2 separate regions of the Homo sapiens genome follow, and region 1 is linked to region 2. A link is a loop called in an ENCODE intact Hi-C map of the cell type or tissue named here. Cell type or tissue: Caco-2. All regions are shown on one strand. Links, peaks and the distances in the headings refer to the core of each region. The heading gives the core; the rest is flanking DNA. Region 1 has its middle 44 kb from the start of CEP162. Region 2 overlaps LOC107986620 (a long non-coding RNA gene).

Region 1 (5,392 bases), core at 98-5,097, 250 kb before region 2:
GCTCACAGTTCTGCAGGCTGTACAGAAAGCATGATGTTGGCATCTGCTCAGCTTCTGGGGAGGCCTCAGGAAACTTACAATCATGGTGGAGGGTGAAGTGGCAACAGGCACATCACATAGTCAGAGCGGGAGCAAGACAGCCAAGGGGAAGACGCCACACACTTTAAAACAACCAGATCTCGGAAGAACTCACTATGGTGAGAACAATAACATGTGGATGGTGCTAAATTATTCATGAGAACTCTGCCCCCATGATCCAATTAGCTCCCACCAAGCCCCACTTCCAACAATGGGGATTACATTTCAACATGAGTTTTGGGTGGGGACACACATCCAAAGTATATTATAGAAGGAATAGTCATATAGATATAATTATAATGCAATGTGGTCAATGCTGGAAAACAAGGATGTAATGTGTGCCAATGGAGTACAGAGCACTAACCCTGATGATTTTGAAAATTAAGAGTGGGGACTAAAAACTGGCAGAGATGATAACATACATTTGTATAGTACTTTATGGTTTCAATGCATTTTCAGATGAATTTTTTGTTTGATGGTCCCCAGGCACTTTGAGGGAGAGCAGATTACTTCTAACAAATTAGGAAAAATTAGAGATTTGCCCTGTGTCACTTCACTAAGTCCATGCTCTGGTCTTCTATTTTCAAATCCATTATATCATCTTCCATTTATGCTATTTAAATATGACATCACTGGTGTTAGAAAATAGGAGACACTTAATGTTATTTATATTCTTTTTTAAAAAAAGAATAAATGTTAAATTTATTTGGATAGGAACAAAATTTTTTACTTTTTAACACTTTTCATAATACCAGCATGATGCTTCTAACAAAGTGACAAAATTGCTGCTTGACTAATAGATGAAATGATTTTGTCAGTATTGAATACTGATGAAAAAACCTCTGCCAATCAATGCTTAATCTGTCTGATGAATAAAATTTATCTTTCTTTTGAAATATTTAAGGAGTCTTTTTCATGGTTAAAGGTTAAAGCCTGTCTCATTGGTTTCCTTAAAAATATGTTTTTCAACTTGCAGTCTGTGTGTTATTATAACAAATAAAAACATTCTTAAAAGCCCTGGGTAAGCTTTTTCCTTTAGATAAGTGCTATGCTACTAGAACATATGACATCGTATTTGGCCTCAATGTTTGGAAATGAAACGGTAGAAAAATGACAAGCTCTAGTGGCCACGTCATCATAGGGAATAAAATTTAAAACGACTGACGAAGTTTGAGGAAACTGACTATTTTTAAAATTGTACATTTATCATGACAGTTTTGGGGCTAATCTCTGGAACCAGCACAAGGATGAATGAGGTAATATTTGCACATGTTGTGGATAAGATAACCAGAGTGGGGGAAAGTCCATTTCCAGGCTAATGTGCAACTAAGATTATATGCTTGATGGCTGGAAACTGCTGTGTGGTTAGGATAATATAGGTTAAAAAAATGATGCTGATGGAATGGTGAGCAGTTACCCTGGATCTGAAGCTTTCTGAATGGAGGCATGAAAAGAGGAGGCAGGGAAAGAAGTAGGTAGGAGCACACCAAGAGAAAGATTTGGGAAGCAAGAAAATGTGGAGTAAACTACCAAACTCCCTCACAGAAATGACATAGTAAGGGTTGGCAATTAAAACTTCAGTGAAAAGTGAAATCTCATGGTAAACCTAGCTTAATGCTGTTCATGTGTACATTAGAGTATGAAGGGAGATTGTAACACTGATTCCCATTCCTTACTACCCAGATGTTATTACCATCAGAGAAATGTTCAGAGGTCTTATTTGGACCCACTTTGGTTTATTCTGTGGCTTTGAGGAAGGGGAAAGAAAGCATTGTGAGGGACGTGTTGACTGAAATGGGCCATTAATTTCATGTCTCTTTTGTATAAAGCACTTTTAAAGTGTGCCAAGGCATTTTAAGTGTTTTAACAACATGCTTTTGTGACAATAGAGAAGCAAGGGTATTTTTTCATGGTATCAATAAAAATATCATGGTAATTTACAGGGTTGAACTGGACACTAAATTGGCTCACAATGGAGTTCTTTCAATGTGGACAGAGATAGAAGCAACCTTTATTTTATTCCTGAGCCACTGAGATGAGAATAAACATGATCTCTGTTTGTCTCCATGATCTGAAATCTTGTTTGCCAGGGGGGTTGAGTTTTATGGAGGGTCCCCATTTTTGGAACTCTCTTTTCTCTACCCAACAGATCCCAGATTTACAAGCTTTGAGGACTTAGAAGGAAAGAAAAAAGGCATATTTGTTTCTTTCTTAACTGGTGTAGGTTTCCAGATGGTATTAGATGCTGTTATTGGCTGAGAAGAAACACTTGTTTTTGTCTTAGTCTTGTACTTGGGTCTGCAAACTTGGCAAATGGCTCACTTTGAATATCTAAACAAATAAACAAAGCATTTTCAGAATTTGCTGACACTCAGTATCCTATCCTTCTCAAATGTTGCCAGATGCAAACACCAAAGGCCAATTTCTTTAGTTTCTGCTCTGCTCAGAATTTCTTTAGAGAATTACACTGGTGAGAATTTTATATCTGGTTCTTTACATTAATGTGTGTGTGGATACATGATTCCATGGCTGTTCACTGATGAGTTAAGTTGCATCTGGAAACAAGATAGAAGTTTGTGAGTCATGCCTGATGGAGCACTTTCATATTAATATCACATTATGTATGTTTCTACTATTCAAGATATGGCAGCAGCTACTCTGGGATGCAAAGATATTTGAGACCAAGTTTCTGACCTGAAAGTATCCATAACATTATAGAGATACTGATGAATACATATACCACATTTCAAATTTGATGCTCTGAGGGAAAAGTGAGGGAGATAATAAATGGGCTCGGTGGACAGAAGCAAACACGGGCTCTGCAGTCCAGGTAGACATGGGCTCAAATTCTGACTCTGCTACTTCCTTACTTAGACACATTCTTTACCTTTTTATTTCATTATCTGAGAAGTGGGAAAATTTGCAGTCATTTCACAGGGGTGTTTTGAACACTAAATAGGATACCACATAGAAAATGCCCAGCACTGTGCCTAATGTATAAAAGGTGTTCAGCAAACATTGGTTCCTTCCCCCAGAAAGGCAATAAAGGACCCATAGCTGAGGGTATAAGGGAATGTTTGCAAATAAGTGGCCTATGAGTGGAGTATTGAAGGATGCACAGAATTTCACACTAATAATTTGAAGGACACTGTAGAGAAAGACAGAACAGCAAAGGCTTAAGGAAAGAAGCTTGTTTGGGGGAATGACATGCAGTTCAATTTGACTAACTAACAGGATACAAGCAAGAGGGTTTTGTGTAGGGATGGGCTATAGAGGCCTTGTAGGGCCTCCAAATGCAATGTGAGGAATTATAAAATTCTGTGACCAAAAAGTGTCAGTGGGATATGTAGTGGGCACGATACATTGTCCCAAAGAAACATTGATCTGGTGACAGTATATTCACTGGATTACAGTAGGGAGTGACAAAAGCTAGGGAATGATTTTAGGGTGGTTGAGAAGTAATGAAGATTTAAACTGGTGTGGCAGGAGGAAAGGGAGGGAGAGGACATGAAAGTGTGAGATGAGCAAAAAGGAAACTGGAATTTCTCCTTTGGTATCTGCCCATACTACACTCTCTTAACTCCCTACATAGATGCTTGTTCTTATCACACCTGAGGAAATTTTGTTTGTTTTCAGGCTCACCTCTTCTACTGGTCTAAGAGTTCACTGAGGACTATATTTTGTTCATCTTGGTATTTCTAGACTCTATTGCAGAGCCTGAGAACATAGTCCTTGAAAAGAGTTTGTTTTTTATTTTTAAATATATTTTATTTTTAAATTTTTAAAATTTTTAATTTTTGTAGGTACATGAGATGTTATGTACAGGCATGCAATGTGAAATAAACACATCAAGAAGAATGGGGGTATCCGTCCCCTCGATCATTTATCCATTGAGTTGCAAATGATCCAATTGTACTCTTCAAGTTATTTTAAAATGTACAGTTATTACTGATTAAACAGGCAAAAACAAATGCTGGCAAGGATGTGGTGAAATGAGTTTATTTAACACGAGAATAAATGTGGAATATGGACAAAAACATATACAATGGTAAGAGGAAAATAGAAAAGAGAGCAAAAGATAAGTGAAATGGGGAAGGAAGTAAGGAGAAAGATGAGAGGGTTGTTTTGGAACAGCTTGAGTTCATTCACAACCAGGGATGTGGAATTGTAGCCATTTAAAAAATTAGATTAACACTTCCCTTCTTTTTTTCTTTTACCCTGAAGCCCTCACCCCATGCTCTGCCCTTAATAAATAATACTTGATGAAGATGGTGATGATGTGTCCTCTTCATGCTAATCCAGGCAGTTCCCAGTTTATGAACGGATTGGGTTCCAAAAATCTGTTGTAAGTCAGTTGTTTAGCTATTGGAATGTATTTTTCCTTTGAGACAATGTAACACTCAGTGGTTAAATTCTCCAACTACTTCACAAAAGGTTATTTAATCCACAACGTGTTGGAATTATAGTGCTAATGTACTGCAGAATAGTAATTCCTTATAGGCATATTATGTACCTCTTGATGGTTTACAAAGTGGTTTTGCATACATTTTGAAAAATGGAACATCTTTGCATATTTTTCCCATGGAAAAAATGTGTTCCAAATTTTAAATGTAGAGGCCAGTTACACATCCTCCACCCACTCTGGTCTCAGTGAAAAGACTTGGCTTCCAAAGAGAGGCTCCCACACTGTCCTCTCCAGAAGCCTCACTCCAAGGGAGATCCTAAGATGACAGCAGGGAGGTAGGATGGGTGTGTGTCAGTGCAGGAGGACTTTGCGGTGAGTTGAACCATCACTGGGTTTATAGTCAGTAGAGTGAGTTTGAATCTAGATTCTGCCACTTACCAGCTGGTAAACTATGTGAGTGTTAAGTTTCCACTTACGCAGAGTGAGGATACTGATATTTTCCTGATGGGGTTTGGTGATGTTCAAGATGAGAGGATGTATAAGGAGCATATGGCATACTACACACATAATGGATGCTCAAAAATGTTCTCTTTATCCTCTTCTGCACTTGCCCACCACCAAACCCTAATGAGGAGTGCGTAGACAGAGTTCCTGCGGTGATCAGTTTGCTGATGGGCAGGGCAAGGGTTCAGGAATCAGGGAGAGCCTAGGTGGAGGATGCTTCCGTGGTGAGCAACCAGTTCCCGGAGTCGGAGTAGTGAGGGCTCAGTAGTGCTGATTCTCCTGGATAACAGTGGCAACTTCACCATCCATTTCTGCATCAACATTGTGGGAAGCTCGATCAGAAAGAGAACGAGAATGGGATTGGGTACTGGCATTGTACCTAAATCTCAGTTGCTTGGCACTGTA
Region 2 (5,392 bases), core at 179-5,178:
GTGACCAGGTGACTCATTTCTTGACATTTAAATGGGAGCGCAAGTGGTGTACATAACTTCTGGCCATGTCCTTGGAAAGAAAGCTGCTTACCTCCATTTCTTTTCTCCCTTCCCACAGGCTGGATTTAGGATAGTGACCCTACTTCAACCATATAAGCAAGGTTATAATCCTAGGAATTTGCAAACAGAAGGAGCCACACAGAAGGAACCTACATCCCTGGATGACACTGAAGACAAGAGGCATTTACCTGCCTACTCCATGGACTGTAAAGTGGAAAAAATGACCTATAGTTTTTGAGCCATTCCATTTATGTTTTTGTCTTTATTTTGTTTGCAGCAACTTACTTGGATCCAGGTAATCACATCCAACCTAGGGGTAGGGCCCTTGCTGTGAATGACTAATCAATATTTATAACTTCAAAGACTTGACCTGCTTTAAGGTGCAAATAGCTCTGGTCAATTTTGGTGACTTGTATCGGAAGGCAGTTAATCAGGTAAACAAAAGATAGTTTTCAAAGAAAATTTTCTTCAGGAGGAAAATGTTACGGCATTATTTATCCTTTATCTTTTATTGGTTGGGGAACAAATAGATGAAGGAAGAAAAACTGAGGGCTGTACAAATAGAAACTGCTTGCTGATGCTGTCCTGGCTTCTGTGGTAAGAATGTCTTTTAGAGACCCTGGGACAAAAAGCAACACTGAAAAATCTAAGATGTGTGGCAATTCTTTGATATCAAAAATCATTGAATGGTTCTTTTCTAAATTCCTAACTCCCTGTTTTGCAGACATCACTTCCTGATGACTCTAATTATTTTGTTGTATCACAGTGATGTTTTGCCAGCCAGTAGAAACACAGTATTAGTCCACATAGTAGTATTAAAAAAACTTTAAGCTAGGATAAGAACTACGTGTCTTTGAGCTGTCTACACTGAACCTGGTATGTGACATGTTATGATAATAATAATGGTAATGCTAATAATAGTAATGATATTACAGGAATAACAAAAGAGTCCTTTCATCTCAAAAGCATGGGTCTAACTTACTCTCTGTGTCTCAAAAGTTTAACATCATTTTTCTAGTCCGGTAATAGATTGGTTTTGCACCAGGGTAATAGTTCCTCTTAGTTCCCTCTATAATGTGCAGTTGGGAGACACTTGACACTTCCCCCAGCCAGGGGGATCATATGAAACTGGCCTGCATTTAGTTTTAGCAGAAAAAAAAATCTAAATAATGGAACTAATCATTCAAACTGTAAAAAGTACATATGCAGAATTACTAGTATTTACTTGATTTTCCTGCCAACCTTCATTATGTTACTTCATAAGAAGATAAGAAAAGGAATATCATTTGTACCTAGATCATTGGATGCACAGTAATGCTTAGTTACCAATTCATGACTTTGTGAAAAATATTCCCAAAGGACAGCATACTCTTCCTATGTAACACCACTGAACAAATCACTGCCACATGTGTCCTTTGGTGTATCTGTGGCCTGAGAATTATTTAAGGGCCAAATTTATATCCTATTCTTTAACTACCAAGTGATCTTCCTTCCCTAATTAAACAGATACTCAGAGCAACAACTCACAAATGATGTTCTTAAATGACACTAAAAGTCTCAGGCAAGATCTCATTGAACTGTTGCTGAATCCTTGGTTACAGAGTTTTTTCTTTATAACATCTGAATTAGTTTCATGGCTGAAACTATAATTGGCCTCTCAAATGTGGTAGTGAGAGATCTGGCTTAGTGACAGAAAGACCAAAATCAGTAAATGAGGGAAAATAACAACCTAGAGAATAATGACTGAAAGAAGAACATTAATACTAAATAATGAAGAAGAATGTAAACAGATAAGAGACTCAGAAAGCCCTAGATCTTTAAAAGGCTGAAAGAGGGAGGGCAAAGATAAAAAATGATAAGACCTGTCAAGAAGAACAAAGTCAATGTGTGTACATTATTCAGTTTAAGGAATTAGAGTCACAAGGTCAAGTGTGGGTAACAGTAAATATGAATGATGAGGAATAAAATAAGTAAAAAGCAAGCTAGTTTCATAAATCAATTCCACAGCAACTTAGCTGGGGGGAGGTGAAAGGAGAATGGAGGATAACCCATTGGAGCCTGTTGAAATGTCAAGATCTATTACCAATTACTAAATATCAACGTGTTCATGCAAAATCCCAGTGTTCAGGGTCATAAAACAGTGCATTCCATGGACCAGTGGGGATTATCTAATTTGCACTTTGAAGTGCACTTAAACAAAACAAGAGAAAACATGGGCATTTGTAGCAAGAGGAAAACATACATTAGAAGATAAGTAGAATGAAAGAACATATAAGCCCCCATCTCAGCCTATTATCCCAGGATGGTCTCTGAGCCCACCTTGGAGGGGACCCCATTTCTGCTTCTTTGGCTGTACAATGCCAAGGAAGAAGCTGCTATAAAAGACAAGCAAAGGGGGAGGTCTGGAATGAAGATTTGGGCAAGAGTCCATACGCCAAGGTTAAGGGCCAGAACTTCTGCTCTTTGCACTCTCCCACTGGGAGCTGTACAGGCAGGAGAAACAGGGATGGGCCCCTTGGGGAAGAAGGGGACACTAGAGTTGGCCACTAACAACAGATTAAAGCCCAATGTAAACAGTGTGCTGGACACATGTGGGTTGTAGAGAGAGTGGTGATGAATAAGCCTGTATCCAGGCAAGGACTTCAAACAGGAGGAGGCTGAGCAATGATGAAAATGATTCAGTGCCCTCAGAAATGACTCATGAGAGGAACAGAATGTGAAGAAAACAAAGAAGAAATGTCCACATTTATCAAGCACTTGACAAATGATGGGGGATGCACAATTAGGGAGAGCAAATCATTGGAACAGAGTAAAGACAAGAAGGGAGGCCATAGGCAGTCTGAAAAGAAGAAATCCAGGGATGCAAGGGCAGCAGTATCATAGAGTGGATTAATCCGCTCTCACTGAATTATGGTCAACACAAATTAATCTTGCAGTCCAATTGATTTAACACTGAACTGGACTGTAAAATTCAGGGAATGCTGATTCTGTTTGACTAGCATTGGTCTCTACCTATTTTGTGAACATCTCCATTCTCAGGCTCTTTCTCCCTTTAGGTAGGGCTGATCTCCAGCAGGTCTGCTCTGGTAGAGCCTAATCAGGTATATGCCGATGCCATACCTGACTGGGTAATGTTTATATAATACTTGTTGCTACATGTTTTCGTTATCATTTCTACCTTCAAGTATTCAGATAACATTCTGAACCCATTTGAACTAAACTTTTTTAAATGACCTAATTGATACCTGTGTTTTGGACTAACTATTCTAATCTGTTATCTTTCTCTCTCTCTCTCTTTTTTTTTTTTGGTATTGCCCAATCTTTCTAAATCACTCCTTGTACTATGTCTTCCATGTCTCTGAGTGACTAGAGAGACCAGAGCTTGTAACTGAACATGGCACATGAATAAGGGGGAAAAATCCAAAACAGGCATTGGTTGTGTTGTTACTGAGGCTTCAGGATGGGTTTGTTACTGCACTGCATAACCTAGCTTATACTGATTGATACATTCACTTTAAGCTAACGTTGTATAATGTGTATTATAAGTCTGGACCTACAGCCTTCAGTTTTATTCACAAAGAACTATCCATAGAATTAGTACCATATATGATTCTGTATGCATATTATAGATAAACCCTAGATCAGATAATAGAGTTTCCCCAATTGTGCATTTAATAATTAAATGAATGTTTGTGGACTAAATGAATGAATGAATGAAAATGACAATAAAATGGTACCAGGAATCTCTGAAATCTAGCAAAATTATTTATAGAATCCTCCCAGCATTTTGTAATTGGAAGGGACTCTAAACACAGCTACTCCAGTCTCCCATGACATCCCTTCCATGGGTGTATCCAACCTCCCCAAATATTTCCAGTGTCAAGGAGCTCACCACCTTATAGGATAGCCTTGTTTTGCATGTGGTGAGTTCTGACCCTAACACACATGTGTTTAACTCCTGTAATCTTTGTCTCCACTTAAATGGAATCCCCTGAGAGAATTAACGAATATTTTGTGTTGAGTTTTATACTCAATGGTGTAGCCAGTTTCCTTTCTTTAGCAACCCAGGGTCCCACACTGAGGCATGATTGGTCTCTCTCAGCACTGTGGTTCCCCATTAGAACTTCCACTTCTCACCTTCTCCAGCCTCTAGTCAAATACACATGTCTGGAGTTATATTTGAAATAACTGTAATAAACGATCTGAACACTTTAACATAGGCTTCTTGGGGAAATGTCTAACCGAGGGAAGTTTTTACTGATATGGACCTACATACCTTAACAGGTAAGAGAGAAAGATACTCGGGGCCAGACAGACCCTGTTTGGAGCTCTAATCTTACTATGCAGGCAGCTCTGTGTTGTACATTTGTATAGAGTTTGTTTTCTTTATCTTACTTTGTCCTGACCTTTCACTAGGTGGAAGATTAGAGCATTTTACTCCCTTGCTTAGCTCCAAATTCTCAGGCATTTATTTTTGAATGTATTTAAACCTCTAGCTAGAGCTTTCAAAAAGTTCTTTCTCCCTATTAAATATTAAGACCATAAAACAGAAAATGAGTTTTCTTAGATTTGAGAAGTGCACAATTGGTACATCTTAAAACAGCGCGTGCGTGCATGTGCACGTGTGTGATGGGGGTTGTGTGTTTTCTGTGAGCAACAGTTGTAATGGAGGTTCAGTGGGAAGAGTCTGAGCATTGGAGTCACAAGGCCCAAGGTTTGAATCCTAGCATATGAACCTTTGAGGAAGTCACTACTTTGAGTTTCGGTTTCTTCATCTGTAAAGTGGGTCTAATGATATCACATTCTAGGATGGTTTTGAAACTCAAATATTCCTGGCACAAGAGGAGCACAAAGTCAATATTTATTTCCTCTTTCTATCCAAGAGGAACTTTTGTGGGAAAACTTTCTCATTATAAATCGCTAATTTTCTTTAAAAATAGATCTTCATTGTTCAATGAAGCTAAGAAGAAGAGTAAACACATACTTAGCCCGAGATAAGTATATAACACATATGCAGATCTGGAAAGGGCTTTCTGTCAAAAACCATCCTAAATTAGCGTGGTTAAGCCCTTGTGTTGTTAACAAGTAGAATGGTGACTATGCCTGTTCCATGCACTTTGACACTACACTGCCCTGGTTTGACTCACAAGCATGACTCGACTTTGACTTAGGTATCTGATTGACTTTTGGAGGCAGGTCAGATTCATTTCAGCATCACCCTTGAAACACTTTGCAGCCAGCTGAGTTCATTCCATGTGACCCTGAAAGCCACTGAAGTCACTGTAGCAGCCCCTGGGATCATCCTTTATCAAGAGATTTGTATTCCAACGGG

Evidence for each region. Hi-C counts contacts between places; a loop is a spot of excess contacts. Peaks named below come from ENCODE experiments on the same cell type or tissue, not always from the same donor. Only the 100,000 strongest peaks of a DNase experiment are listed, where the experiment ranks them.
Region 1: it touches region 2 in a loop (6-fold over the local background); 1 of 110 quality-filtered maps calls a loop at or near these places.

What each region holds. Positions count from the first base shown.
Region 1 is chr6:84,268,866-84,274,257 of GRCh38, forward strand. No RefSeq gene overlaps it. Among named protein-coding and RNA genes, the nearest start is that of CEP162, 44 kb to the left of the region's middle. In Caco-2, for the core only: no CTCF peak of the experiment used is centred there; no DNase peak of the experiment used is centred there.
Region 2 is chr6:84,519,635-84,525,026 of GRCh38, forward strand. It overlaps LOC107986620 (a long non-coding RNA gene), which reads left to right. Exons shown (of 4, transcript XR_001744236.1): 3 at 119-355. Among named protein-coding and RNA genes, the nearest start is that of LINC01611, 47 kb to the left of the region's middle. In Caco-2, for the core only: no CTCF peak of the experiment used is centred there; a DNase peak (open chromatin) is centred at 2,617.